Linked DNA regions of Homo sapiens: region 1 is linked to region 2. Evidence: read pairs that join two places in POLR2A ChIA-PET (ENCODE). Cell type or tissue: GM12878. All regions are shown on one strand. Links, peaks and the distances in the headings refer to the core of each region. The heading gives the core; the rest is flanking DNA.

What was found. ChIA-PET counts read pairs that join two places held together with the same protein. Peaks named below come from ENCODE experiments on the same cell type or tissue, not always from the same donor. Only the 100,000 strongest peaks of a DNase experiment are listed, where the experiment ranks them.
Region 1: POLR2A ChIA-PET joins it to region 2 with 5 read pairs; 10 of 35 experiments call an interaction of 5 or more read pairs at or near these places.

Annotation. Positions count from the first base shown.
Region 1 is chr3:129,793,529-129,796,450 of GRCh38, forward strand. The region is part of intron 4 of TMCC1 (transmembrane and coiled-coil domain family 1); the gene reads right to left. Among named protein-coding and RNA genes, the nearest start is that of TMCC1, 99 kb to the right of the region's middle. RefSeq lists an enhancer at 775-1,974. In GM12878, for the core only: no CTCF peak of the experiment used is centred there; a DNase peak (open chromatin) is centred at 1,253.
Region 2 is chr3:129,671,762-129,674,683 of GRCh38, forward strand. All of the region lies in intron 4 of TMCC1 (transmembrane and coiled-coil domain family 1), which reads right to left. Among named protein-coding and RNA genes, the nearest start is that of PLXND1, 67 kb to the left of the region's middle. In GM12878, for the core only: no CTCF peak of the experiment used is centred there; no DNase peak of the experiment used is centred there.

The DNA of each region.
Region 1 (2,922 bases), core at 253-2,752, 120 kb after region 2:
GGAGCTTTTAAAGAACACAATGGGTTTTGAAATAAAGCTCAACTCTTACCACACCTCTTTCCATATTAGTTTCTGCACTAAATGACTGGGTCAAGGAGGGCTGGCTACAGGCAGAGTGGATTTCATAAATCACCATCCCCTCTTAAATGCGTGCTTCACCTTTTTACTATTTTAAGTATGATTTTCTCAGGTTAAAAAAACTTTTCCCCAAAAGCTGCACACATGGAACCTGCTTTTCATCAGAACTCTGTAAAAACTGCTTTGTGAGCCTCTCTGTAACTGCTTTTCATATACTTCATTAAGTATTCAAGTTTCTCAACACAACCACTCATTTTAACATTTTAATGCCAGTCTTGCTCATTAAACTATTTTGTGGTAGTTTTTCTCAGTTTAATAGTGAAATGTATGAAAGCACTGATTCCACAGAGAAGAAGGCTTTCTCCTCTTGGTCCACAAGCTGACAGATTAATTGCTTATTAAATATACACTTTCAACCCACAATTATCTCTTTCACACACACCCTTCTGGAAATTCTATCTCAGGAGCAAACTACAACTTTGCCCAAATTCAGATGACAGCTGCAGTTTTAGGGGAACACAATCTGGGGCTGCCAGTGCAGTCAGCCTTCAAGCTTTGTGCCTGTCAGATAAAAGAACAAAAGGCAGTGCTTCCTCCCTCAGCCCCTCCTTAGCGCTGGAGGACGGCAGGCTTGACAGAACAGTTCCAGAGAAAAAGGAACCATGCTGAAGCAAGTGAGAGTTTCCCCTCCACAAACATAGAAAACTACCAACCCACCTTGGATAGCTGCCTCCTGAGGCTAAAGCGCTGAACCATGATCACCCAGAGGATCTTCAGACAAAGCAATCCACGAAGGGTTTTTTAAATAACAGCTTCTTGGGAAAGTCGGTGGCAGAACATTTTGAAGACTGCCAGAGAAGTGCAAAGAATTTCCCTGGGAGTCTTAGCAAACTTGGAAAGCCTTCATTGTTCTATCAAGAGATACTGGAAAACCTACGTGGGAGAGGGCAGGGTGGGTGGGGCAGTAATCCTGAAGCCGCTGTGCCCAGTGCCAAGCTCTTCTAGCACTTCCTGTGAGTCAGCTGTGAGGGGTCCAAACACAAGGACCACCCCTTCCCTTTCCACCAGACCAGTAGGCGAGGATGCCGCTGTGGTGCTACCTGAAACTCCAGAGGACAGACCTGATGTTCCGGTCTCTGTGGGAGGAGGAGTGGTGTGCTGGGGTCAGACAGCATCTGCTCCAAGTAGGAGACAGGCAACTGCACCAATTCCTCCCCTCTTCAGCCGTCCCAGCAGCAGAGAGTGTCCACTGCAGACAGCAACGCACCCTTCTCTACCTCCACCTTAGGTAATCCTTTAAGGTGAGGCAGTGTGAAAAAAAAGGAGGTGGTGAAAAGCAAGCCCCTGGCTGTACCAGCTCCCTGCTCAAGAAGGAAACTCCTCCCAGCTGGGCTCGGCAGCTGTGCGGCTTTGTCTAGCATAATTGGCCAAGCCTTTCCTCTTATTCACAGGGAGGGGTCCTGCCTCAGGAAGGAATGTCAGGTGCAGAGAGGCATACTCCGACGGTGACTTCAACTTGTGCCAAAGTTAAACACATTAAAGTGGCCTCCTGAGGTAATTGCCCTCTCTTGTTGGAATGAAGTAATTTTTTAAAATCTACACACAAAACAAAAGGAACAGCTCAGAGTGAATCAATGCAGGTAAAGAGGTATGAAAAATAACTGTAAGAGCAGTTCCAAAGATAAAAATATTCCTATCTTTGCCACTCTTCCTCTGTTTGGGTCTGCTTCCAGACAACCACTGTGAGGATAACGTTTCATTTAATGAAACTTTCCAGTCTATGTGCTCCTCTTGGAATTGTTCATTACTTCTGAATGAATTTAGTACTGTTTAGGGCAGAACTCATTCGTATATTTTTTTTCCCTGTTCCAGTGTCTCTCAATTTCCTGTGAGCAAAGTTATGTCATATGCTACATTTAAAGCCTTTGTTGGAATGAACCTACTATGTGCAGTCACTATGTTAGGCAGTTCACATTTATTATCCTATTGATTTATCAAAACAACCTTATAAAATTTGTATTACAATAGTCCTCCCTTACCTACAGTTTGTTCCCACAGTCAACTGCAATCCAAAAATATTTAAATGGAAAATTCCAGAAACAAACCATTCAGAAGTTGTAAACTGCATGCCGTTCTGAGTAGCATGATAAAACCTCATGCCATCCTACCTGGGATGTGAATCATCCCTTTGTCCAGCCTATCCAGCCCTGGCTCCCACCCGCTAGTCACTGAGTAAGCGATTTGGTCATCAGATCGACTGTTGCAGTATGGTAATGTTGTATTCAAATAACCCTTATTTTACTTAATAATGGTCACAAAGCACAAGAGGAGTGGTGCTGGCCTACTGTTATAATTGTTCTATTTTATTGTTACTGTTAACATCTTACTATGCCTAATTTCTGAATTAAACTTTATCACAGATATGTGTATAGGAAAAAACACAGTACAGTCGTAACCCACATGACATTTCAGTTAACAACTAGCCACATATATGACAGTGGTCCCATAAGATTATAATACTGTATTTTTATTGTACCTTTTCTATGTTTAGCTATGTTTAGATACACTAATACATACCACTGTATTAAAACTGCCTACAGTATTTAGTACAGTAACATGCTATATAGGTTTGTAGCCTAGGAGCAACAGGCTATACCATATAGCCGAGGTGTGTAGTAGGTTATGCTATCTAGGTTTATGTAAGGACACTCTACGATGTTCTCACAATGATGAAATCACCTAACAATGCATTTCTCAGAAGTTATCCCAGTGTTAAATGACACGTGACTGTATATATAGGGTTCAGTACTATCTTCAGTTTCAGGCATCCACTGGGGGTCATGG
Region 2 (2,922 bases), core at 137-2,636:
ATAAAAATGCAATTTTTATCATAATGATTTTTATCCAAATCATGTCAAGGGTGATGGATCATTCTATATATTCTAAGGATATTTAAGTGGCAGCTGGAGATGGTTGGAGGCAAGATGGGAAAGTAACTGCTGAAAGTGGCAAAGATGAATGTTACCAAATCAAAGGTGATAACCTTGAGCAAGAAAACTTGAAAACTCAGGGACAGGAACAGTAAGAGCTAAGTTAACAAGTCAGGGACAAGGATCAGGTCTTTCGGAGCCCATATTTTGTGACCTTTATCCAGTAAAAGGTTTTTGTTAGGCAAGGGACTCCAAAGCACGTATACTTAATCCTTTCATGTGGGTGAGAACCATTCAAAGGAGTTGAAGAAAAAGACAAGATACTCAGATTTAAAAGCATAAATGTTCACTCTTCAACATAGTTAGCTAAATTTGGGGAGGTCAAGTTTCCCAAATTCAGGACAAAAAAATCCTTCAGTAGGTCATCCCTGGGTGTGGCTTGTGGTGGTGAATTTGAATAGGTCCCAAAGAAGAAGGCTCTAGAAACTGTTCTTGGCCAGGCACAGTGGCTCACGTCTATATTCCCAGTGCTTTGGGAGGTCAAAGGAGAAGGATCACTTGAGGCCAAGAGTTTAAGACCACCCTGGGCAACATAGTGAGACCCCCTCTCTACACATTTTTTTTTTAAATTACACAGTTATGGTGGCACACACCCATAGTTCCAGCTAGTAGGGAAGCTGAGGTGGGAGGATCACTTGAGCCCAGTAGTTCCAGGCTGCAGTGAGCTATGACTGCACCACTGCACTCCAGTCTGAGTGACAGAGCGAGACCCTGTCTCTAAAAATAAAAAAACAAACCTGCTCTCTGTTAAGCAGTAACAGAGTAATGAGTAATGAGTAATAAAATAACCTTCTTAGGGTAATAAAAATCCCCAGTATAAGTGCCAAATTACAATCCTTTTCTTGGTTCCCATCTTAATCTGTACCAGGTAACAATTTGCTAGAAAGAACTATATACAAGATCACCTTCTTCCTCATATTTTCATGACAATAATGCACCAAGTTTGAAATATTTATGAAACGCCAATAATTAACCTAGGGATAACATCTTCTTTTTTTCATCTGGGATGTATTACCTCAGTTTGCCATCTGAGCAGGAGCTATGCTGATCTCTGAGCCATAAAACACATTTAGTTCATTATTGAATTCAATATATTACCATTGATGTGAATAAAAACACTACCTTCTTTCTAGATGAACAAATGAGAAATACTGTGCATTTAAATAAAATCAAAAGAGAATTTAATACTGAAATTAATGACAAAATAACGTTATGCACCACTAGTGAATAAAAGAGAATATCTGGAATAGTTACTAGCACAATAACTGTTTTGTGTCACTTCCTCCTTCTGCCCAATTCATCTTTTGGTGCATGCTAACAAGCAGTGGAATGGACAGACGCAGCACAAGGGAGGAGCAGCCAGAGTTCCAGATAAGCAAGGTGCCAAGAGTTGCAACAAGAGCTCCTGGAAATCCACTTTATTCAGTGCCCAATGTCTTCTAGGTTGCACAGGGTTCCAATTGTTGCATTTTCTTTCTGAATGAGATTTCAGATCCTTGACCTTGATGAGTATTTATGTTTAATAATTAAGCTCAAAATATACCACAATATAAAGGAAAGCAAATATAAGAATGTCACTAGATCCAAGACTCTAAGCTTCTGCATGCTCTAGTTATCTCTCTCTTAGGTTCTCTGATATTAATATGAATATTTACATGCAATCTGTAGACTAAAGAAGTGTAGCTATGGCCAGGCACAGTGGCTCACACCTGTAATCTCAGCACTTTGGGAGGCCAAGGCGGGAGGATCGCTTGAGCCCAGGAGTTTGGGAACAGCCTGGGCAACATGGGGAAACCCCATCTCTACAGAAAAATTAAAAATTAGCTGGGCATGGTGGCACATGCCTGGAGTCCCAGCTGCTCAGGAGGCTGAGGTGGGAGGATAGCTTGAACCTGGGAAGCAGAGGTTGCAGTGAGCCATGATTGTATTTGATTATATCTCTAAAATGAAAAAAAAAAAAAATCTCTACACTAAACTTTCAACATACAGTCATATGCTGCATAATGACATTTCGGTCAATGATGGACTGCATATACAACAGTGGTTCCATAAGACTATAATACCAGATTTTTACTGTACCTTTTCTGTTTAGCTATGTTTAGATATGCAAACACTACTGTGGTACACTGCCTACAGTATTCAGTACAGTAACCTGCTGTACAGGTTTGTAGCCTAGAAACAATAGGCTATACCACATAGCCCAGGCGTTATACCATCTAGGTTTGTGTAAGCACACTCAGCGATGTTTGCACTTTGACAAAACTCCCTAAATGCATTCCTCAGAATGTATCCCCATATTTACAAGTGATCACATTTTAGATGTGATTTTATTTCCTTATGTAGTAACTGAAGAAATAAACTAGGCTGTCTTTAATCTGACTTCCGTCCTACTTGGGCTGTTTGGAGCCATAGTGTGTCCTGGCTCCTACTCAGAATCATCAACATGCCTGCAAGAGTATAGCTGATAGAACCCAACGTCTTCAGCCTCTAAAAAAACTAACCCATAGCTTCAGCAGTAAGGTAGTTTAACACCTGAAACCATGAATCACTGGACTACTGGAACTCCTCCCAATTCTAGCAGAAACAATTTTTTTAAAGGAGGGAGAAAATGGGAAATAAGGGGAGGGGAAGAGAGGAGAATGATGGAGTGAAAGAAAGGGAAGGAGAGAGGAAAAAACCAGAGGAGAGGAAGAAGAAGAGTGGGGTGCAGAGGGAGAGTAAAGGAGGAAAGAAAGAGAAAGTTACATTGGACTACAGAATCACAGGACAGGGGAGGAAAACAGTCGTGATATACTCTGAGTT